Regions from separate parts of the Homo sapiens genome. Here regions 1 and 3 are each linked to region 2. A link is a loop called in an ENCODE intact Hi-C map of the cell type or tissue named here. Cell type or tissue: heart left ventricle. All regions are shown on one strand. Region 1 overlaps MICAL3 (microtubule associated monooxygenase, calponin and LIM domain containing 3). Region 2 overlaps MICAL3 (microtubule associated monooxygenase, calponin and LIM domain containing 3). Region 3 overlaps MICAL3 (microtubule associated monooxygenase, calponin and LIM domain containing 3).

Region 1 (8,000 bases), 61 kb after region 2:
CATTTCTAAAGCATCTTCCATGATACCTGGCAAAAATGGTCCATGAGTAATTATTTCAATGATTATGTATCTGCCCCCAGTGTAGCCTGAGCCTTGCTAAATGTGCAGCTGGAACTCAGGAAGCAGCTGCAATTAATTGACAGAAAATTATTGGAGGTTAGGGTTATCTGTAAGAACTAGACAAAGGAAGAAAAGTAAGAGGGAATTCAAGAAAGTGAAATAGCAGATGGGAATGGGTAGTGGAACAGGGGAAATAGGATCCAAGGACTAAGTCAAATCTGTAAGTACTTCCTGGGCACCCATGTGTGCACACACTCCATGGGACTGATCAAGGGTAGGTGAGACAGAGGTTCCATGGACAAGGGCCACCATCCAGCTAAGCAGTCAACCAACACGTGCTGAAAGAACAGAACACCTGTGGCACAGATGCAAATGAACAGGATGGCCAGCATCCCTGGTCTATCCTGGCATAACTACTCGTTTTCACCATCAGTGATTTTGTTATCTTTATGTGATAGAGGCTATTCCATACAACCTATTGGCTGAAAATAATGCCTAACAATAAAAAAGCTACTAAGAATTCAACATTTTCCCATGCATTTGTATTCTGTTCATCACAACGGCATCTACATACCCTGCAAAAAAAAGTAGAACACATATATTTAAGGCATTTACTCAAGCGACAATATTTGATGAATCTGCCCTATGGATTCACAGTCTTGGCCACTGGGCAGTGTACATGCAAACACACACACACACACACACACACACACACCCACACACACCCACTCATGCCTACAGCATGGGGATCCCACTGACAACAGCTCAGAAGAGAGGTAAAGGTTAAGGACAGGCTTCTAACAAATTCAGTTCAATACATTTAAGTACATATTATAATAAAAATGAGGACCAGGTGTGGTGGCTCACGCCTGTAATCCCAGCACTTTGGGAGGCCAAGATGGGAAGATCACTTGAGACCAGGAATTTGAGACCAGCCTGGGCAACACAGCGAAACCCCTTCTCTATTGTAAAAATGACTAAAAATTGGCTGGGCGTGGTGGCTCACGCCTGTAATCCCAGCACTTTGGGAGGCCGAGGTGGGCAGATCACTAGGTCAGGAGTTCGAGACCAGCCTGACCAACATGGTGAAACCCTGTCTACTAAAAATACAAAAATTAGCCAGGCGTGGTCACGCACACCTGTAATCCCAGCTACTCAGAAGCCTGAGGCAGGAGAATCGCTTGAACCTGGGAGGCGGAGGTTGCAGTGAGCCAAGGTTGCACCCTGTACTTCAGCCTGGATGACAGAGTGAGACTCCGTCTCAAAAAAAAAAAAGAGTAAAATTTAAAAATTAAATAAAAATAATTATTAAATGATGCTTGTAAAAGTAGGTAAATAGATGCAAGTTTCACGGAAGAAAGGGTGGATCTGAGGAGATCCTGAAGGATGAGACCAAGTCCAGCAGAGTGAAGAGGAAAGAGAGGAAATGGCGAGAATTCACATGAGCAAAGGGGGAATCAGATAGCGTGCCCAGTGCCGAGCCCTGCCTCTGTGGAAGCGTTGGGGGAGGGAGAAAAGCCTAGCAACCTTGCCAGAGCTCAGACCCGCCCTACTGAGGGGACACTCACAGGTGAGCAGGTGTTCACAGGTGAGGACACTCCACGGGGGAGCAGCACAGGAGCCGGGAGCTGCTCTGGGAAGAGCTGAGGCGCCAGAGCTCCACAGTCGCAGACTCAAACCGGAGACCTCACCAGACCCTGGCTCGGGCAAGCTTCCTCAGGCTACATTTCCCCACCACAAAACAAAGATATATTAGTATGTGCCTCTTATGGATGTAATGATTTTGAGGTGAGGTTCAAATAAACAACCAACCTGAAATGCCTGGGAGAGTGTCCAACTGAGAGCCGATACTCAAAGAGTGATATAATAATTACCACAACCACTAATGCCCCAACGAGCCGCTGAAAGAAAGGCCGGTTCCACACTTTAGCTCACCTTCCTCAAACAGATGTGGCCACCAAACAGTTTGACGTAGGATATATGGAAAGCATACTAAAGGAGCTCGAGGGGAGTTAGGCGCTTTTAGATTAGCATGGGGCGACAAACTTCAAACATGCCTTGTGACCAAAAACTATGAATTCAACATTTTAAATAGATTTGTATTTTATTAACTACAAATAAATGGTCTCATGGGTAAATTAACCAATGCAAAAAATGGTCAGTTTTTAAAGACTTTATAAACAAAATTATCCCCCAACACACAAAGTCAAAAATATGTAAAATTCAATGACTTATTAAGAACATTCTTTAACTTTCTCCAGAAGACTTTTTTTTTTCTTTTTGACATGGAGTCTCACTCTGTCACCCAGGCTGGAGTGCAGTAGCAGGATCTCAGCTCACTGCAACCTCCACCTCCCGGGTTCAAGCAATTCTGCCTCAGCCTCCCGAGTAGCTGGGATTACAGGCGTCCGCCACCACACCCAGCTAATTTTCTGTATTTTTAGTAGAGACAGGGTTTCACTATATTGGCCAGGCTGGTCTTGAACTCCTGACCTCGTGATCCACCTGCCTCGGCCTCCCAAAGTGCTGGGATTACAGGCATGAGCCACTGCACCCGGCCAAATGAGGACTCTTGTAGAAATACATGTGCTTTTCTCTAAGGGACGAGAAAGAAATGTAAAATGAGCAGTTTGTCCGCAGATCGTGCTTCTTGGGTTGGTCTGGAGCCGACAGGCGTTGTGGAATGACAGTGTCCATCTGGAGATTAAAATGAGAACTCCTTTGTTCTAGGCAAGACACATGCTTTTTTTTCTCTTCCTTCCTTCTTCCTTCTTCCCTGCCACCTTTATTCCTTTTTTGGTTTATCTTAGAAATGATTTAAGGCAACATGGGCCCTTGATCTGTGAGGAGGTGAGGCAGGACTGTTACTCTGTTCTGTGGAATTCTAGAAACTTATTTTGGGACTTTGGAGGTATTCGCTTTTTCCTAAGCTCTCAGAATCATTTTTGAGAAGCAGCCGATGCTGCTAGCCAGAACAGCTGTGAGAAGCGCAGCGTCTAGGATGGCCTCTTTGCCGACACCCTGGGATGGGTGCATGCTTCCTCATGTTTTAGAGAGAACTGAGGCTCTCAGCTCTCCCTGTGTGCTGGGATGCCGTCTGTGACTTGCCTGAGAAAATACCTATGGAATGAGTGTGAGGGCCTCATGAGGTCACGTCCACGAAAGCACTGGGAGCTCGTCAGAGGAGAAGGGCACTCTGAGGCCACATAGTCGGTAATCAGACTTCCCTTTGGTCCACATCTCTGCCCTGGCTGCCAGGATTCACAGTGTGCAGAGGGACTGGGCCGTTGCTCCAGCCGCTCCAGCAGGTTAGCAGGCTCTGTGCCACTGTCCCCAGAGAAGTCTCCCTGAGTGGGGTCTGTGGGCTCTTCTCTCGGTCCCACCTTCAACACCCACTTTTCTCAGCCTGGTGAGAAGGGAGGACAGATGGCTTCCCCTCCACTGTCCCCCGCCCATGTTGTTGAATGGGATTTGAGAATGGACGCCAGGTTCTAAATCTGCCATTCCGTCTGTCCTTGAGTGAGCGGCTGACCAGCTGCTGGCCCATGCTTAGAGGATGTTCGTGGTCTGCCCCAGGGCCCACTGGTCCTTGAGTGAGCGGCTGACCAGCTGCAGGGCCATGATCAGAGGATCTTCGTGATCTGCCGCAGGGCCCACTGGTTGGAGGCCCCTTTGGGAGTCAGATAACAGAACTCTGCAGTCACGGCTGTGACCGACTCACTATGTGGCAGATGGGCTTCTGTGCTTTTTAGTTCTCACTTCCTGAGAAGTGTCAGGTTTCAGCACTAATATCATGTATACATTTTAAAAAATCCAAAATCAGAAGCAGAATTTAGTAATTCCCCACCACTTCCTATGTTCCCTCCTCTAACACCTGTAATATTCCTGGCACACAGTAGGTGCCTTAAACAGGTCCTTGAATTGGGGTTGGTGAGAAAAGGTGCTAAGTCTGTCTTTCCAAGCCATTTAATTGAGCAGCATTTTTTTTTAATGTGGAAAATTTTTTTATCTGTTACGTCTTTCCTATTATATTTATCTTGTCCTTGATTTCAGCACCCCACCCGATTTGCAGGCAGTGCTTTCTAAACTGTGCCCTGTGAGCTGTTAAAAAGTCTTCTGGAGGCCGGGCATAGTGGCACACACCTGTGATCCCAGCATTTTGGGAGGTCGAAGTGGGCAGATTGCTTGAGCTCAGGAGTTCGAGACCAGCCTGGGAAACACGGCAAAACCCCGCCTCTGCCAAAAAAATTAGCTGGGCACAGTGACATATGCCTGTAAGTCCCAGCTACTCAGGTGGCTGAGGTGGGAAGACCACTTGAGCCCCAGAGGCGGAGGTCGCAGTGAGCTGAGATTGCACCACTGCACTCCAGCTTGGGCAACAGAGCAAGACCCCGTGTCAGAAAAAAAGGGGGGGGCTGGGCGCTCATGCCTTCAATCCCAGCACTTTGGGAGACTGAGGCAGGCAGATCACTTGAGGTCAGGAGTTTGAGACCAGCCTGGCCAACATGGTGAAACCCCATCTCTACTAAAATACAAAAAATTAGCTGGGCATGGTGTTGTGTGTCTGTAATCCCAGCTACTTGGGAGGCTGAGGCCTCCTCAGCCTCAGCAGGAGAATCGCTTGAACCCGGGAGGCGGAGGTTGCAGTGAGCTATCGCACCATTGCACTCCAGCCTGGGCGACAGTGCAAGACTCCATGTCAAAACAAACAAACAAAAAACCTCATCATTCATCTAGCATTGACTGCATTCATCTAGCATTCATCTAGCATTCATCTAGCATACATCTAGCATTCATCTAGCATACACAGGCACCAGACACTGTGTTGGGGCTAAGCACAGAATGTGAACAGAACTCCTATGTCTCCTGTGCCCCAGAGATGGAAGGACAGTGGTGGACACAGCCATCGGTGTAAAAACGTCAATATATAGATACATCCATACTTACACACTGTGAGAAAAAGAACAGCAGAACCTAAGACAGAACATCGGAAGGGGCCCCCTGGCCCTTCAGGTGGTAATGAAGAGGTATCCAGCCCGACCCGGGAGGGAGGATGCCCAGGGAAAGGAGGAGCTTGCTCCAGGGGCAGAAGCAGCACACGTGCACCGGCACAGGCGACAATGCACATGGCCTTCCAGGACCACCGGCCAGTGGGCTCAGGGCTCAGTGAGAGAGGAAGAGGAGGATGGCAAGGCAGGCAGGCCACTCCACACAAGGCCAGGCAAGGCCTCTTAACGAATCTGGATGCAAGGACCTTGCTTTTTCCTACATCTTTCATTGTTCCCAAGCCCAGTGCGCTCCTCAAGGCAAACACTAAGAACACATGCTCAGTTCAGCAAATCAGTTACAAACCAGTGGCTATTTAATAAGCAAGGTACTGTTAAAATCTTGGCCCTCAAATTTTATAATTTGGTTTGTAGAAAAAAGGAACCAGACCATCCCATCTCAAACAAAAAACAAAAAAATCTTGAGACAAGAAAATATATATCCTGAGGCAGTATCTGATTAAACACCAGATGAAATGTTCAAGTCACATGGTCCACTGGAAGGGGAAATAATTCCCAGGTAAGGTGGTGACAACGGGTTTCCCAAAGAGGGTGGGACTCCAAGTAGAAACTGAAATCTGGAGCGAACCAGGCTAAGCTACCTGGGAGGGTGGACCAGGCACACGCAACAGGTGAACGGACGTACGGGAGTAGGGACAGCAAGGCACATCGGGGAGGGGTAAGCACACAGAAAGGTTGAGCCCGCCTACAACACACAACAGCCCATCCCGGGCAGCTCACCCCCATCTTCAGGGCCTTGGAGGCAGAAGGAAGATTCCCACAGGTCAGGGTCCGGGGCTGGTCTCCTGGCAGGCACACTTTGGGGCAGCAGGAGAAGGAAGGTGAGTAAGACTGTCTGCCCCAGGAAAAAGGGCAAGGGCAGAGAGCTATGGATCTCATTCACTGGGATAAAAAATTAAGTGCCAAGGAGGGAGAGGAAAGGGAGGAAAAATAATCCAAATTGTTGTAGTATTGTGCAACTGAAATTCCATGCATAAGCCAGGAAATTCAAAGGTCACAGTTCCCACAGCAACTGTAACCTGACCCGTCAGCTTAAGTAGCCTTTGGCACTGCCAGCCCCCAAGCGCCTGCAGCCCCTACAATGCCCACCCAGACCTGCCCTCAGGCCCCTGCACGTCAGGCATGTTGCGCCTTGCCCAGCCGGGCCCACGTGGGCTGCCCACCTCTGGCTACAAGGGGCCCTCAGCCATGCCCAATAGTTCTCAGTTCTTTAAGGAGCATCCTGTGACTCCGAGCCTACTTGCTGTGGGTCTTTACTTCTGACTCTTCTGTGGGGTGAGTAAGCCTCCTTCACCACCCAGATGGGGGGAAAAGGGAGAAGAGAGGTGTGTGCATGCAGACAGAGGCGCTGCTACCACCCTCTTCACTCATGCCCTGTGGCATCAACACTTGCCAAGCCTCACCATGGGGAAAACAAAGGTGGGGGGAGCCTGGGGAGGGAATGTTGTAGTTCAAAGGACATCAGAAAAGACGGCTTACCAAATGGGAGAAACTTTCTACCAGTCTGAAATCTGATAAGAGACTTACTTCTGTAGGGTATGTAACTGAGCATATGATCCTTCCCAACAGGGCCTGGGACACCGGCTTGATCATCATGAGGCCCAGGACGGAGCCACACATAGGTCATGATAGTGGAAGCAGCACAGGGTGTGAAGCTGATGGCCACAACCGACCCCTTCCAGCCCCACTGTGGAACCGGGGTGGCAGTTCAGAGTTTGGGTGTCTGCTGTGTGCAGAAGGGAGACCAATCAGAGCCAGGCTTAGACGCAGGCAAATCATGGGCCCTTTCGAAAAGACAGGCTGGCCAAGTGCGATGGCTCACACCTGAAATCCCTGCACTTTGGAAGGTCGAGGCAGGAAGATGAGTTGAGCCCGGGAGTTTGACACCAGCCTGGGCAACACGGTGAGACGCCGTCTCTACAAAAAATTAGCCAGGCATGGTGGCACGCACTTGTGGTCCCAGCTACTGGGGAGGCTGAGGTGGGAGGATCATTTGCACCTGGGAGGTCGAGGCTGCAGTAAGCTGTGGTCGCACCACTGCACTCCAGCAACACAGTGAGATGCTGTCTCAAAAGAGATTAAATTTAAAAATGTTTAAGATACATAAATAAAAAACAAGTCCCCTGAGCTCCTCCTCCTATTTATCACAACAGAAAAGACTGAAGACTCACCCAAAAATGGTTTATATCCTGGAAATCATACTTCCCTCTGGGCCATGGTTTATGTGAGCTGCCAAAATTCCAGGCTCAGGGCAAAGAATGACTTTCCTGTTACTCTGGCTCCCAGGGTGAACACAGGTAAGGAAAGTGACGAGGCAGTCAAGAGCAAAGCCCAGCTCCCTAGGGCTTTGTGAGGAAGACCAGCTCCACCACCCTGCTGTCTGCCCTGGGCCTGGCCCTCAACAGTGCTGATAAAACAGGCTTCAGGGGACTGCTGTGAGAAGTAAGTGATGGTATGTACAGCAGAGCCTATGCTGCATGGCCTGGCACACAGAAGTTGCTCAATAAACGGGAATTACTAGTACTGCTGCTATTTCCACATTTCATGTTTTACTCAAACCTGATACATTTATAAGAGCTGTGTGAGGCCAGGTGTGGTGGCTCACGCCTATAATCCCAACACTTTGGGAGGCCAAAGGAGGAGAATTGCTTGAACCTGGGAGGTGGAGGTTGGCGTTCCAGACCAGCCTGGCCAACATGGCAAAACCTTGTCTCTACTAAAAATAAAAAATTAGCTGGGCATGGTGGCACGCACCTGTAATTCCAGCTACTTGGGAGGCTGAGGCAGGAGAATCGCTTGAACCTGGTAGACAGAGGTTGTAGTGAGCCGAGATGGCACCACTGCACTCCAGCCTGGATAACAGAGCAAGACTCC
Region 2 (8,000 bases):
CCAGCTACTGAGTATGGAACTTTGGAAAGAGGACATGCCAAGAACCCCAAAGCCGTGTTCAGACAGGATACCAGCAGGGCTTGGCTATGTCCCTGCTAAGTGACCTGCATCCTCCGAACCACGTGAGGTTCAAAAGAGAGCTTCAGCAAAATAAAAGGTTCCCATGCCACTTGACTTTGGTTGTTCTTAAATACTTGAAACTTTGAACGCTCAATATGTAAATACATGAAACATGCTTAAAACAGGGTCTGGGTCATGCAAGTCAAACAAAAAGAGGTTAGACATCCACAAAATTTCAACAGGGTTGAAGCCTGATTTCTTATGCTAGGTTGTGGCTAGACTTTGCCTGGTTCTCACTCAGCCTACCTCTAACTCAATCCTCCTCTTTGGCACCTGGATATGGTCGATGGCTCTGGCACAGAACTTGCCATAGAACTTCTTGGCACCCAGACCTTGTAGATCATATATGGTGAATGGCCAGAGATGCAAGACGTTGTTGAGGGAGAAGGCATCTCGTCAGTGACCCCAGGGCCCAACAGGAGCAAAGCTTACCTTGGTGTTAGTGCACGCTTTTCCCTTTTTGTAGTCTTTGTGACTGCCCCGTTTGTCCAATTTTGCCCAGAGGGCTTTGGCTTTCCAGTAGTTAAGCTTGGACTTGAGCTTGTGATAGAAGGAGCGGTAGTCCTTTGGCTTTAGTTCCAGGTGGTCACAGAGCTCCTGGAAAGCCTTGAGGGTTCCCTTGCAGGTGGTGGCCTGGACAAACCGGTCAAAGAGGACATGAGCTGGGTTCATGGTCTCATGCTTCCTCTCCTCCATGCTGCCTCACTCTCAGCACTCCCCAGAGGGGGAGGTGGGATGGCTGTGGGTCCACCTGACACTGTCACGTTAATCTGACAAAAAGAAAGAAAAACGTGGTTAGCATTTCTCTGTCTACAAACATTCTCCAGGAGACATATTCCTCTTCAAAGCAGAGTTCTAAAGTGTCGCAGTCATCCATCCATAAGTGTGGACTGCACACCTGCAATACTCCAGGCACTACGAAACACTGGGGCTGGAAAGGTGAGCAGGATGGTTCTTGCTCTCAAGGATCTGACAGTCTAGGAGACGAGGCAGACACAGACACAGAATGTCTCAATGGACTGTACCAAGTGCCACTAGAGAGGGAGACACAAGGCCATCTCGGAAACAGAGAAAGAGGATCTAAGTCACTATTGGTGGTGAAGGGGGGGGGTCCCCACTGAAGGCGAGCCTCTGAGAGGTGACAGCTGAGTCTCTCAGCATAAATGTTAGCCAGGCAGGGAAGAGGTGTAGGACATGGGAAAGTGACAAAGACAGGCCTGAGTGACTCGTACAGATCAAAGAGGCAAGGATAACTCCCAGGTTTCCAGCTTAGGCCCCGGATTAAACGGAGACATCAGGCCAATGGATTAAAAACAGAAGCACTCCTTGGTGCCAGTGGAGCAGTGAGCCCCTTCCTCACCTGCACACGTGAGCTCCAAGTGGAGGTGCTTACCGGGAAGTCGGTACAAATGTGAAGTTCAGGGAGTGGCTGGGGACGCAGATCCAGATTTGGGAGTCGCTGGCACACGGGCAGTAGCTAAGCATACAAAAGCAGGAAGATCACGAAAGGAGAGTGCACAGGGCAGAAGAGCCGCAGACTCTGGAAGAGATCCAGGAGGCCCCACCTTCAAGAGGCTGGGAGAGAAAGATGAGCCCTCTTAAAAGATGAGGAACAGTAGGGAGAGGTCTGAAGAGAACCAACCAGCAGCATCACAGAAGTCTAAGGAGCAGAAAGTTCGAGAGTGTCAAAGTTGGCAGGGATTAAAAGAACTGAAGAAGTCCTGCTATTGCGTAAGGTACAGGGTTGGGAGACTTCACAGTCATTCCATTTTCACCCTGAATCGAATTGAACAGCAGTAAATGACGATATCTATGCCTTCCACCTATGGAAATGTCCGCACACCTACGTCCAGTGAGTCTGCTGGACAGAGGCTGGGAGGTGGGAGATGGCACCGCGTGTACTCCTGCACCCACCGGCTCCTGTGAGTCTGCAGAATCGTTTTTGCGTCACATCTGATGAAACCTCACCACTGGAACTGTATTGGAAGGTGGGAGGCAAAAGGACAAAGGACAAAACTAGTGAGTAGAGAGTGGGTCAGGGTGACAAGACGAGTGTGACCACAGGGCTGAGCCCACACAGCCAGACCCCAGCTGCACGACCCCGCTGCACAACTCTGGGTAAGCACTGTTGCACGAACCCTCAGTTTCCTTGTGTGTAAGACAAGGAGGTTAGACAGCGCCCCTAAGACTTTCTTTTTTTCTTTTTTTTGAGATGGAGTCTCGCTTTGTTGCCCAGGCTGGAATACAGTGGTGCGATCTCTGCTCACTGCAAGCTCCACCTCCTGGGTTCACTCCGTTCTCCTGCCTCAGCCTCCCAAGTAGCTGGGACTACAGGCACCCGCCACCACGCCCGGCTAATTTTTTGTATTTTTAGTAGAGACGGGGTTTCATCGTGTTAGCCAGGATGGTCTCAATCTCCTGACCTCGTGATCTGCCCGCCTCGGCCTCCCAAAGTGCTGGGATTACAGGTGTGAGCCTGGCCAAGACTTTCACTTCTGAAGTTCTCCAAGGCTACTGCTGAGAAATCCACATGCCCACAGCACTTGCTCCTGGTGCTCTCATCACAATGGCCCAGCACAGGCACATCACCAATTCACCACGAGAGTGACCAACACAACTGGACTGGACTTTGCTTTAAAGATGTACCCTTGGGGTTGGGTGCAGACAGAGGAAGGGAGTGGTTGATGCACTACGTTCAGCAGGCATGTAGAAGCAAGAGACTGCCCACTATTCAGCTGCAGGTGCTGCTGAAACCAACTCTTGGAAGACAGGCACCATGTTCCAGAATGATACAGAAGAGGCCCTGAAGCTCTTACTTTGGGTAAGCACACTGAGCAGCAGTGTGAAGTAGAAATGACATGCCACTTCTCTCCGCACCTCACCATGGTATCACAGGATTAAACCAAACCAAATGAGATGCATCTTAAGTTTCATGAGAGAAAGTTGTAACTAAATACAAGGAACTGCCCTCTCCACCTTATATTTTCTATGTCAACAGACACAACACTCGTCACATAATGTGGAGGATACATTGCAGATGGAACACACTGGCTGGGCTTTTCGCCTCAAATATATCACGTACTCAACAAACCCTCCTGGCTCTAGATATTAAAAACTATACTGCTGGCCCAGTGTGGTGGCTCATGCCTGTAATCCCAGCACTTTGGGAGGCCGAGGTGGGTGAATCACTTGAGGTCAGGAGTTCAAGACCAGCCTGGCCAACATGATGAAACCCTATCTCTACCAAAAAATACAAAAATTAGCCAGGTGTGGTGGCACACGCCTGTAATCCCAGCTATTCAGGAGGCTGAGGCATGACAATTGCTTGAATTCGGGAGGCGGAGCTTGCAGTGAACTGAGATTGTGCCACTGCACTCCAGCCTCAGCGACAGAGTGAGACCCTGTCTCAAAACAAAACAAAACAAAAACAATACACTGTTAACACACATAGCTTCTCTCAATAGCCACATGGCCAAGAGGCCAGCAAGAAATGGAGTTAACTGGAATTAACATTCAGTTTCCCCAAAAAAGAAAGGTTTTATTCTAGGTAGCAGCAAGAGAAATACTTTACAGTTCCTAAAAAGGGCCCATTATTTATCTTACAAGCCAAGGCTTATCTTAGAAATGTTAGAAAGTCAAAAGATGGCTTGTAGGGCAGGAAAGAGCAGATGTGCTTATGTGAAGGCAGGAGAAATGGTGACAGCTGACAACCCATGACTAGAAACAAAGGTCCCACACCATTTTCTACATCAGGGACCCTCTTTGCCTCCTGACCTCTTTGTGGGACTTCTGAGGCTTCACTTGCTCTTTGACAAGCACACAGCATGGCACAATCCTGACCCTGTGTGCCCTGCCTGCATTCACAGTCAACCTGAACTCCACCAGAGTCACAGTGTTTGGTAAGCTTTGCATACACTGGGTCTGATCCACCGCTACCTCATGTCAAAGAAGAAAATGACTTTTCTTTGTTTCTAAACAGTAGCCACTTTCAACTCCTTGCCAGGATTCAGAGCACTCAGAACCATGACATTCTTGCTGAAGCCAATACATTAAAGGTCCTGCAACCCATAACTCCAAAATCCTTCCCGTCATAGCGCCTGCCTTGGCTTACACCTACCCTGAAAGAGGGTCTTGGGCACTTATTTCCCAAGAAGAGTTCTTACGTGTGAGCTAACAACCCCATGGCTGGTTGTCACCCACTCGGTTTGAAATAATTCACTTCCAAAGAGCTGCTAACCGCCACAAAGAATTTCCAAATCAAACCCCACTACAGAGGAACGGCTTCACTAATAACTGTCCCCAATCCTTCTGCTAGTGAAAACACTTTTAAATTAACAGATGTCAGCCACAGCTCCCAGAGAGCTGCAGAGCCAACCAGCAGGCAAGTTTTAATTCCCCGGCCGAAGAGATTTCGACCTGCAGGGCACTGGTGACAATGGATGAACAGAGGCAGGATGGCTCCTGGAACAATGCGACCGGCACCCAAGGTAAGACGACACAAGATGAATTCCCTTGGGCTGCCTCACTTTTCCTGCTTTGCAGCTGAATGATGACTGCAGCGCAAAGACTCCTCCAGAGTGTGACAGCATTGCTCTGTGGCTCTGCTGGGCTGGGCCTGTCTCACTCTGCAAGGGGCTTACCCGGCATTCTCCTTGGCTCTGACAACAGCCGGGAAGCACAGCAGAGCAGGGCTATTTCTGTTACCGCCCCCATTTCCCTCATTCCTTAAGGTCAAAGCCAGATCATGCTCCTCCTGGCCTGTCCTGCACCACCCTGTGTACAGTTCATAATCACAGGAACCTGGAGACCAGGAAACCTGGCAGGAAGGTGCCAGAAATCCCAGAAACTGAAAAGCCAAGGTGTGCAAGGAAGGGGTAGAGGAAGTGAGGAGCCGGGTTGGGGGCTGGGGGAGGAAGAGGAGGTGATGCCAGGTTTCCAGGCATCTGTGAGTCTCTGCCAGCTGACTCCAGCCTGCATGTTTTGTCCGCAGCAGCTGACTGCTGACTCAGAAGCCCCGCATGGGCCTTGGCTGTGGAGGATGGCACTGCAGAGACGGCCTCTGAAGCACACGCAGGACATGGTTATGTTTCTATTTATAACAATAGTTGAAGGTTGTCACTGACTTCTGGCTGGCTATGAGAACACTCAATCTCTAGCTCTTAGAAGAGGTAGCTGGATGTTTGTGGGGGAGTAGAAAGGAGAATCATGTTTAAAAATAGAAAAAAAAAAAGAAACAAAACAACAAAAAAGAATGACACTTCAAGAGTATGGCATCAGAGTGAAGCTTAGTTTTCTCCCTAGCCAATGCACCATGAACACACCAGCGAACGTGCAAATTTCTGAATCTTACACAGCAATCTGTGAACTGCGCCTTCCCCTAGCCCATTCAGTCAGAGGTATGTCTCATCTAAACAGATCTTGAAAGCGGGTGGAAGGCCAGGTGAGGTGGCTCATGCCTGTAATCCCAGCACTTTAGGAGGCCAAGGTAGGAAGATCACTTGAGCCCAGGAGTTCAAGACCAGCCTGGGCAAGACGGTGAGATCCTGTCTCTTCAAAAACAAAAAAATTAGCTGGGTGTGGTGGCATTCGCCTGTGGTCCCATCTACATGCGAGGCTGAGGTGGGAGGATTGCTTGAGCCCAGGAGGTCGAAGCTGCAGTGAGCCATGATCATGCCACTGCACTCCAGCCTGGGAAACAGAGCAAGATCCTGTCTCAAAAACCAAAAAAAGAAAAAAGTAGGTGGAGAGGAACACTTGATCATATTTTCCCTCAGAAACCAGGACCCAAATCGCCAACATGCCTCGGGCTCCTGATCTGTCTTCCTTCAACATAGGCAACTTAGCATCATTATTTGAAAAGCCTGTCCTTTCCGTACTGAGTAGTCCTGGTATCCTTGTCAAAAATAATTTGACCGTAAGTGAGGTGCATGAGGCTGAAGCAGGAGGATTATTTGATCCTCCCAGGAGCTAGACTCCAGCCTGGGCAACATAGCAAGACCCCATCTCTTAACAAAACATAGTTTGACCATATATGTTAGGGTATGTTTCTGGGCCCTCTATTGTATTCCATTGGTTTATATGTCTGCCTTTATGTCAGTACCACACTGTTTTGATTAGTATAGCTTTATAGTAAGTTTTGAAATCAGGAGGCATGAGTCCTCCAGCTTTGGTCTCCTTTAGAAGGGCTGTTTTGGCTATTCAGGGTCCCTTGAGATTCCATGTAAATTTTAGGATGGGTTTTTCTATTTCTGTAAAAAAAAAAAAAAAATCATTGGGATTTTGATAGGGATTACACTGAATGTGTATTGTTTGGGTAATTGTGACATCTTAACAATAGTAAGTCTTCCAACCCATAAGCGTGAATTTGTTCTCATTTATCTTTTAATTTATTCCAGTGATGTTTTTTAGTTTTCACTGTACAAGGCTTTCACCTCCTTGGCTAATTCCTAAGTGTTTTATTATTTTTGATGCTACTGTAGACAATTATTTTCATCATTTCCTTTTCAGACTGTTCACTATTAGTATATAAAAATGTAACTGATTTTTGTGTATTAACTTTGTATCCTGCTACTTTGTTGGATTTATGTACTAGCCTTGAACAGGTTTTTCTGGTGGAATCTGTAGGATTTTCTACACATAAGATCATATCATCTACAAATGGAGATAACTGTCTTCCTTTCCAATTTGGATGCCTTTTAATTTCTTTTTCTGGCCTAACTGCTCTGGATAGAACTTCAGGATTATGTTGGATAGAAGAGGCAAAAGTGGGCATCTTTGTCTTGTTCCTGATCATACGAGGAAAAGCTTTCTGTCTCTCACTGTTGAACATAACACGTACCATGGTTTTTCGCATATGGCTTTTACTAGGTGAAGGTAATTTTCTTCTATTCCTAGTCTGGTGAGTATTTCTATCATGAGAAGGTATTGAATCCACATGTATTGCATCCTGGGATCTATCCTGACTCTCCATCCTATTTATCATCAAGCTGACACTCAGCAGGATGGAGAGGAAACATGAAGCCAGCTCCTCCCCCCACCACTGTGCCCTTCCCCTCTCCTGCCTGTCACCCGGCTGCACTCCTCATCTGCTCCTGCCACTCTGCAAGGACATTATTTAAATGTCTCTCTCCTCCATTGTGAACTTCCTTAGGGCAGGGACTGGGTCTCTGCGCTATAACCCGACCTGGAGTAGAAATAAGTCGTGTTTCTGTGGAGGTGACGAGGGTAGGATGGAGCCCAGCAGCTCTGTACTTGAAGGACCGGTCCTGGGGAAAGCACTAGCCTGGCCTGCGTGGCTGCGGAAGGTGAAGGAGACCTGGACACATGTTAGAGAAAGACTTCCAATGTGCTACCAAAACGTGGTATCCAGGAATGCAACAGTCAGCCTGGGCGGGCAGTGACAGTCTAACAGGAACACTGCAAGAGTGTGGCATTTTTCTCATGACCAGCACTCTGCTTGGCTGGGTGTGGATGACCCCTCTCTAGAGGCATCTGAGAAGAGCCAGACCCAGATAGCCTCTGGGTTCTCTTCCAAGTCCCTAATCCTGCAGGACTGTAGTACAGTCCTAACACTTATGTTGTATCTTTTCTAATTTTCATTTCTATTCTTTGCTAACAACCTATTTCTTCATGAAAACCAAGTTAAGAACATCCACGCAGCTGAGAAATGAAGTAAGTCAGAAGTGACCTGACCTCTGCCTTGCAGTTCTGTCACCCCAAACACATTAAAATGTCTGAATCATAGCGAGGCACCCAATAAACACAATCACTGATGATGACGTCAACTCACGTTCAAAGTAACCCCCAAAACAAGCAATCAAGAAGAATGCCTGAGGCTCACCATCCTACAGTCTCCTCATCTGTAAAATGAAAATCACAGG
Region 3 (8,000 bases), 82 kb after region 2:
TGTCCTGTGGTGTGGACAAGAACATCCTTATTCTTCATAAACCCACACTGAATTATTTAGGGTAAAGGGGCACAATGTCTTCAATTTTCAAATTGGTCTGAAAAAAATGCATCTACACACTGGAAGAATGATAAAGCAAATGGGGTCAAACGATCAAATCTAATAAATCCAGGTAATAGATGGGGAGTGCCTGCACTCCTCCTGCAACTTCTCTGTAAACAGGAAATTATATCAAAATAGAGTTGCCCTAAAGGTGGCTACCTGTGGCTCCACAAACAGGCGGGCAGGCTGCCCCAGTCACAGCAGGGGGCACCTGCTGCCCAGAACACCCGAAGCCAAGGCAGCAGAGAAACCGGCACAGCACTGCCCCCAGGGAGACATGGGGACAGCTAACAATGCTGATGGAAGTCTGCGAGCATCCGATATCTCTTGGGTTTTTCTTCAGAACCAAGTCATACTCCTGGCACTTGGAAAACAAGGCCAGCTTTACCAACAGGGGGCTGGAAAGGCACCTACCCAGCATTATCCGGGGCGCTGCCCTCTCCTTATCCTTTCTATCTTATCAGTGTCCTCTTCTCAAAATGTATCTGGCATCAGGTCCCTTCCACTCCACATCCACTGCCAACATCCTGTTCCAGTTCCTTGTCATGTCACACCTGAATCATCCCCATCTGCCAGGGGTGGGCACACCACCACCCACACGCCAGATCCAGCCTGCAGGCCAAAGAATGGTGTTTACATTTCTGGGTTTTTTTTGGTTTTGTTTCCTGAGACGGAGTCTCACTCTGTCGCCCAGGCTGGAGTGCAGTGACGCGATCTTGGCTCACTGCAACCTCCACCCTCCGAGTTCAAGTGGTTCTCCTGCCTCAGCCTCCCAAATAGCTGGGACTACAGGCGCCTGCAACCGCGCCCGGCTAATTTTTTTGTATTTTTAGTAGAGACGGGGGTTTCACCATCTTGGCCAGGCTGGTCTTGAACTCCTGACCTCGTAATCCACCCGCCTCAGCCTCCCCAAGTGCTGGGATTACAGGCATGAGCCACCGCGCCTGGCCTGGTGTTTACATTTCTAAAGGGCTGGGGAAAAAAATTAAAAGGAAGCTATTTTGTGACATGTAAAAATGACATAAAATTTAAGTTTCAGAGGCCACAAATAAAAGCATTACTGGAATCCAGCCACAGCTATCCACTTCTGTGCTCTCTGTGGCTGCCTTCACACAACAGCAGAGGGGAGCAGCCGCGGAGTCCAACCAGCTCATGGAACCTAAAACATTTACCTTCCGGCCTTTTACAGAAACAAATTTGCTGACTCCTCCCCGGCTGATCTTGCTTGACTCAGTTCTCCCGCCTCCACAAGATTAACTGACCTAAAACTCGACTTCCGCCGTCGCTCTGTGTTCAAACCCCCGGCAGGTTCCCCGATGCCCATAAAGCCCACACTGTACCCTGACATCCATTTGACCAGGAGAATAAACAAGAAAGCCCTCAACGCCATGCCTTTGCTCATGCTGTTCTCTGCCTTTCAGGAAGCCCTTCCTGCCTTCCACCGCTAAGCCTGCCGCTACCTTACCTTGCCCTTGCAGTCAGGGCAAGGCTCTGGGAATGCTCCCAGCTCCCTGTGCTCTGCTCCCACAGCTCCCTATACTTACCCTCATCATAGCTCTTACCACACAGCGCTGAAATCAACTATTTGTGTGTCTGTCTTGCCAGCTGCAGCAAGATCCCAGAGGGCAAGGAATACATCTTATTTATCTCCCACCACCCAGACAGAACCCGGTACAGCAGCTCATCAATGCTGAAGGCAACCCCAGCCTGGCCAGGCTGGCCTCCTCGCTGCCCCTGAATGCATGCTGCTCACGCTCAACCCTGAGCCTGCGCTCACCCCAGCACCCCCACATCTCACTTAAGACAATCCTACCATGGCCTGAGCACAGTTCAAATTGCATCTCCTCCGTAGGCCCACAGAAGTCAACATGGTCACAGGTTCAAACCCCCAACTCCTCTCACCCATGTGCCAAGTGCCCTTGCACAAGATGCTTCTGTCTCTGGGTCCTCATCTGTAAAGAGGGAATGACTCAGTATCCCCTAACTTGCAGGGCTGACAACGCATATAAAGCTTCTGAACCAGTGCTTGGCATATAATAGATTTTCAAGAAGTAATAGTTAGCATGCTTGTTTTCCCGAATCACACCATCTATGCCTATTTCATCCCTTTTCTTCCCCATAACTGTTGTGTATATTACCCTGGCTCTCCTGAGGCAGGTTTGTCATGAGCAGAGACAAGGTCGTAGTACACTTTCATGAAGCCGCCCCTGCCCTAAAACCCAGGGCAACACAACACGTGGAAAAAGGGACCAACGGATACAACTTTAATAAATAAGTTATTTCAGGAGGCTTAAAGAATTGCTAATAAAAAAAAAATGCAAAGCCCCAGGGGATCAGGAGTGAGCTAGAGAGCAGGCTTTTGCAGATGCTTTCATATTGATGAGAAAGGCAGTTAGAGAGCGGGAGCAAGCGGGATGAGGAGGGGACCAGCAAGATAGGAAAGAACTCCCCCTTGGAGGGCACTGTTCATTCTCACCCATCCAAACACCGCAAAGAAACCTGTGCTGACTCACTGGATAGTCTGGACCCAGCATGCTCCCCTGAAGACTGTCTCTGGATGACAGGAAGCCCCAAGCCTCAGAATTCCATTCCAAGTTTCATGAGCACCAGTCAGTGACAGTACCAGCTGATGCGTGGGGTGCTCACTGGGTGCTTACCACGTGCTGGGAGGATTCTAAATGCTTGTGACCATACAAGGTGAGTAGGACTGTTACGCCCTTCATTGCACAGATGAGGAAACTGAGTCTCGGGAGGATAAGGAACACACTCCCGGTCACACACTCTAGTAACCGGTATAGTACAGCACAGTCGGGTTCCAGAGTCCAAACTCTTAACCACAACACAGTTTGAGTGTCTTACTCTGATTTAGCTCCACCATTTACCGGGTGAGAGATCTCAGGCAAGTCATCTAACCTCACTGCGCCTCATCTTTCAAGTGGGCCTCATACGGGTAACTCTGTAAGATTGTCATGAGGATTGAAGGCGATCATGCCATGACACATATTATGAAGCGGACTCCTGAGAAATCAGTTCTCTCCCACTTTTCCCATATCCCAATATAAGTGAGGTTTTTAGCCAAACCCCTTGACCTCTTTTACTACTGGGAATGATCTATATGCCCTGCTGGATTTTCTTGCCTGCCTGTGCCTAAGCATTTGGACCTCATAAAAGCTTACAAAAATGGCCTGGAGACAAGCATTAAAGGAAAGCAACTGCACACGGAGCTGAGTGGGGCAGCGCAGCAGAGATGGTCCACACGGCTCCTGGCGTGCAGATGAATACTGCATGAGCAGAGGCTGGGCCAGCCAGGCCCTGCCAGGACGTGCCACAACTGACAGCCCGTGACAGCACCTAGATCCATGTGCCGCACCAACAGGCCCAGATGACAGGCCTGGGAGGCTGCAGGCAGAGCCAGGAGCACCTGTGCCTCTGAGCCTGCGTGTGTGTAAGTGCTGTAGGGGGACAAAGAGGGGCAGGCAGGTGAAAGTGACAGGCAGTCATTCCCACCAATGGTGGGATATCAGACTGCCTAAAATATTGTCTATAGCAAGGTAAATTTTTAAATTCCTACAGAAGGAATTGTTGCAAAATTCTTTTACTGTGAAGAATTTAATTTCAAGTCAAGACGTACAGATACACACTAGTTTATTTTGAAGATAAATCCACGTTTCCATACATCAATTTTGCCTGAAGGGTAAGAGACACCTTAAAGCCATGAACCCTTCCCCTGGGCTGGTGGTCATGCACAGAAGGAACTTGTCATAAGCAGCATGTAAAAGTGTCCTTCATGTTAGCCAGTCAGCTATATTAATACAGCAGGAAGCAGAGATCAGGTGTTTAACTCATTTATAGAAGACATAAGTAATTTCTATTTGAATGGACCTGATCAAATGGAACCAAAGGTCTTAGAAAATAAAAGGTTAAAACCCAAGCAAAACGGTATCTCACTCATCATATCCAGTAGTAAGAAGTCCTATTAGGCCTTTTCCCACAACACGTCAGCTTCCAAATACAGCACATGACAAAGAAATACTTCAGGGAGATGGAGGAATGGGGGGCTCGCTACTGTGCTGGCTAATGACATTATTACAAGGCTCCAACCAGCTTCGAGGCCGTGGTAGACACAGCACCGTGGTCCTAGGGTTAGAAAGGAGCCGTAGAAGCAGCATGAACAATCTAATGCCCAGAGCATGGATGAGGCGCCTCCATGCCCAGGACTGCTCCCACCCACCGTTGCTAGAGCACCTAGGAAAGGGCACAGACTGCAAAACCCTCCTCTAGGAAGGGCTGCCCAGTCCACTTGGGGCACCTATATCTCTCGATGAGTAGCTGGGCAAGGACAAGCACATTGAGAGCACCAGCTCCAAAGTGGTGACGGGCCCAAGGGCAGCCTGCAGGCAAGGGAAATGGTCCCAGCCTTTCCTGCAGCCAAAGTGCAGGGCTGGTCCTCAGGAAGGAGTTGCAAAATGATCCTGTTTGCAAAACACAAACATTCCACAAACAGCAGACACAGGGGGTAGGCAAATTCTAGAAATTCTCAATCTTATGTGCAAGAAATAAAACCAAATCAAGAATATTTTACTAGTTGGCATAAATTTGCTTAGCACTCTACGTCCAGGGCTTCCTGGCCAGTTAAATCCAGGTTACTGCACTTGCATGGCTGACAATGCATCCAACCCCTTAGAAATATCAACCTCTTGCAGACACAGGCTGTCTTACCACGTGGCACTTACATACAACAGATGCTCAATAAATGTGCTGAAAAAAGTCAGTGTGTAAAGGATTCCTGAAGTAGGAATCCCCCCTGCTCCCTGGCTCCCTGAGGGTGGTTGAGGCCCAGGGGCTTGTTTGTATCCCCACCCCTCACTAGGGCCTAGCACGGTGCTCACTAAACCCGGAGGCCGCCAATTCAAGCTACCACCTGTGAATTTCTTCCCTGCCTCATACTGTCTTTTTCTGCCCCATTCCTCTTCCTTTTGCTCCCTGAACATTTATCTCACGGGATTTGGAGTCATTAGCTATGCAAATTATTGGGTTTATGGCCCTTTACCTCACTGGAACAGCTTCCCTGCTGTAAAATGGGGTGAAAGGACTCTACCTGAAGACTAGAAATGATGTGTGCGCAGTCTGGCCACGGTAAGGCGAAGCGATCACTGTTATGACTTTCTTATATAATTGTCCACAGGCCCCACTGTCTAAAGGTACTTAGAATACCAAAAGCAGAAAGTTTATTTGTTTTTCCTACCCATGCAAGGGTGGTTTTGAGAAAGCCTATCTGTTTTGGAAAGAAACTGACCCAAGCCCATGTCACTAGTTAAAATATTTCCTTTTTCCTTTTTCACAGGGAAATGAATGACTCTGACTACTCATGGCCAAACTGGGTAAAAGGTTCTGTTCCATAAGTTCATGTGCCAATTATACACAGTGATTAGGATTCCCAGATGGCTTTTTTTTTTTAATTTTACTTTAAGTTCCGGGATACATGTGCAGAACGTGCAGGTTTGTTACATAGGTATACATGTGCCATGGTGGTTTGCTGCACCTGTCAACCTGTCATCTAGGTTTGAAGCCCCGCATGCATTAGGTATTTGTCCTAATGCTCTCCCTCCACTTGCCTTCCTCCACCCCTGGCCCAGCTCATTCTCTTAAAAGAATCATCACAAAGGAGTTTAGCTGGGGCAATAATGGATCTGCTTGGGTTCCACAACTTGGGAATCAGAAGGAAGAGAAGGGCTTCTTCATCTTTTCCAGGAGCAGGGCAGCCCTCAGCACTCTCTGGATTCCCAAGGCACAGCCCCCAGGTTCCTGAACACACAGTGTCTTAAGTGCCCCCCGGGAAGCCCCCCTGCGCCCACACTCTCCTCCCAGTGCTTCAGAATTACCTCCTGACTCTGCCCCCTGAGAAGCAGGCCAGGAATATTTCAAGGAATATGCCAACTAACCTCAATGCACCTCTCCTGGCACTTCAGAGAGAGAACTCAAGAGTGAAGAGAGGGAAATATGGAGGAGGGGTCTGAAGACAGGAAGCGGTGACCCCCCAGGACGGAGGTAACCCCGTGGAATATGCCCAAGTCAGTTGCCCTCAACTGGTCTGTGACACCACAAGTCCAAAACCCAATGCCTTCATCTAAATCCTGACGCCACCACTTGTTTTAGCCCTCTGTGCCCCACTTCCTAGTGTGAAAAGCAGGGATCATAACAGCACCCCGTCTGTCCGCTGTGGTGAGGACTGAGCGCGTTAAGACACGTGGGCACTCAGGACAGTGTGGCATGGCCAACAGTCTCTAAGCATCTCTGATGCTGCCATCGCTGCTGTGCTCATCAGCGCCAGGTGCTGCTCTCCCACCCCTGTCCCTGTCCCATCACAGCCTGACAATTCTCAGCCACAACAAGGAGCTTTGTTGGTGGAGGAGGGAGGAATATGGCTAGAACCTCTGTAAGCTGACTTTCTGTGGGCTGGGGACAGTCCACGCTAAAGGGTAGCTGCCATTCCCCTGGGGGCTCCAGGTGCCAGGAGTGAGCACTCTGCATCTTCCCCCTGACCAAGCTGCTCCTCCTCTCTTGGCTTCCAACACTGGCACTGGCCTCCCGGGACCCATGCTACCTCCAGACTTCAACTGGCAACAGAAAAGAGACAGAGGGCTGGGTGCAGTGGGGTGCCTGTAATCCCAGCACTTTGCAGGGATCACCTGAGCCCAGCAGTTCAAGACCAGACTGGGCAACACAGAGAGAGCTTGTCTCTCCACAAAATTTAAAAATTAGTCGGGTGTGGTGGTGTGGGCCTGTAGTCCCAGCTACTCAGGAGGCTGAGGTTGGGGGATGGCCTGGCCCAGGAGGTCAAGGCTGCAGTGAGCCGAGATCATGCCACTCCAGCTGGGGCCACTCCAGCCGGGGCCACAGAGTAAGACTCTGTCTCAAAAAAAAAAAAGAAAAAAAAAGAAGCATGGGCAGGAGAGAAGAGAAGCCTGGGACCCACTAAGGTTTATTTCGCCTTTACACAGGAAAAGTCAATAAAAGCCACTAGTTAACCACAAGGCTGTGCTGTCCATCCCTCTCCTGCCAGAGTTAACCAGACCGAATCTCCTGCCAGAGTTAACCAGACTGAATCCTTCAACAGATATACAATTCAACAGACACCTGCAGACGTGCCTAATGCAGGAAGACTCCTCACTAGATTCCCTCACACATAACACACATGCACTCTGAGCTGGGCGCTAGAGAGACACGGCCTAACAGAACACGAAAAAGATACTGTTGTCCTTGCCAAGGTCCTCACTACTTAGCAGAAGCTCTTGCCCTTCCGCTTCCACCTTTCATCAAGGTATAAGCCAACAGTCTCACTTCTTCTCTCTTCTTTAATCTGATTTCTGTCCTCCCTTTTTCTTTTAAGAGACAGGGTCTCACTCTGTCACCCAGACTGGAATGCAGTGGTGTGATTATAGCTCACTGCAGCCTCAAACTCCTGGCCTCAAGTGATCCTCCCACCTCAGCCTTCTGAGCAGCTGCGACTATAGGTGTACACCACCATGCCCGGCTAATTTTTAAAATTTTTGTAGAGACAGGGTCTCACTATGTTGCGCAGGCTGGTCTCAAACTCCTGGCCTCAAGCAATACTCCTACCTTGGCCCAGCCTCTCAAAGTGCTGGGATTACAGACGTGAGACATTGCACCCAGCCTTTTCTTTAATTTTTTTTTTTTTTTTTTTTTTTTTTTTTGGGACAGTAGGGTCTTGCTCTATCACCAAGGCTGGAATGCAGTGGTGCGATCTCCGCTCACTGCAGCCTTGGCCTCCCAGGCTCAAATGATCCACCTACCTCATCCTCCTGAGTAGCTGGGAATACAAGTGTGCAACACCCACACCTGGCTATTTTTTGTATTTTTTTTGTAGAGACAGAGTT

Evidence for each region. A loop is a pair of places that touch in the nucleus more often than their neighbours do. Peaks named below come from ENCODE experiments on the same cell type or tissue, not always from the same donor. Only the 100,000 strongest peaks of a DNase experiment are listed, where the experiment ranks them.
Region 1: it touches region 2 in a loop (2.6-fold over the local background); 19 of 110 quality-filtered maps call a loop at or near these places.
Region 3: it touches region 2 in a loop (2.0-fold over the local background); 49 of 110 quality-filtered maps call a loop at or near these places.

Annotation. Positions count from the first base shown.
Region 1 is chr22:17,966,719-17,974,718 of GRCh38, forward strand. All of the region lies in intron 1 of MICAL3 (microtubule associated monooxygenase, calponin and LIM domain containing 3), which reads right to left. Among named protein-coding and RNA genes, the nearest start is that of MIR648, 10 kb to the right of the region's middle. RefSeq lists a silencer at 3,125-3,419 and an enhancer at 6,877-7,429. In heart left ventricle, no CTCF peak of the experiment used is centred here; a DNase peak (open chromatin) is centred at 3,283; H3K27ac peaks cover 2,528 bases.
Region 2 is chr22:17,905,997-17,913,996 of GRCh38, forward strand. It overlaps MICAL3 (microtubule associated monooxygenase, calponin and LIM domain containing 3), which reads right to left. Exons shown (of 32, transcript NM_015241.3): 2 at 553-890. The coding sequence starts at 816. Among named protein-coding and RNA genes, the nearest start is that of MIR648, 71 kb to the right of the region's middle. RefSeq lists a silencer at 4,527-4,821 and enhancers at 5,018-5,067, 5,078-5,347. In heart left ventricle, a CTCF peak has its summit at 4,685; DNase peaks (open chromatin) are centred at 4,745 and 5,125; H3K4me3 peaks cover 349 bases; H3K27ac peaks cover 6,885 bases.
Region 3 is chr22:17,987,704-17,995,703 of GRCh38, forward strand. The region is part of intron 1 of MICAL3 (microtubule associated monooxygenase, calponin and LIM domain containing 3); the gene reads right to left. Among named protein-coding and RNA genes, the nearest start is that of MIR648, 11 kb to the left of the region's middle. RefSeq lists enhancers at 3,935-4,439, 4,440-4,944, 6,145-6,645, 6,646-7,146. In heart left ventricle, no CTCF peak of the experiment used is centred here; a DNase peak (open chromatin) is centred at 3,444; H3K27ac peaks cover 511 bases.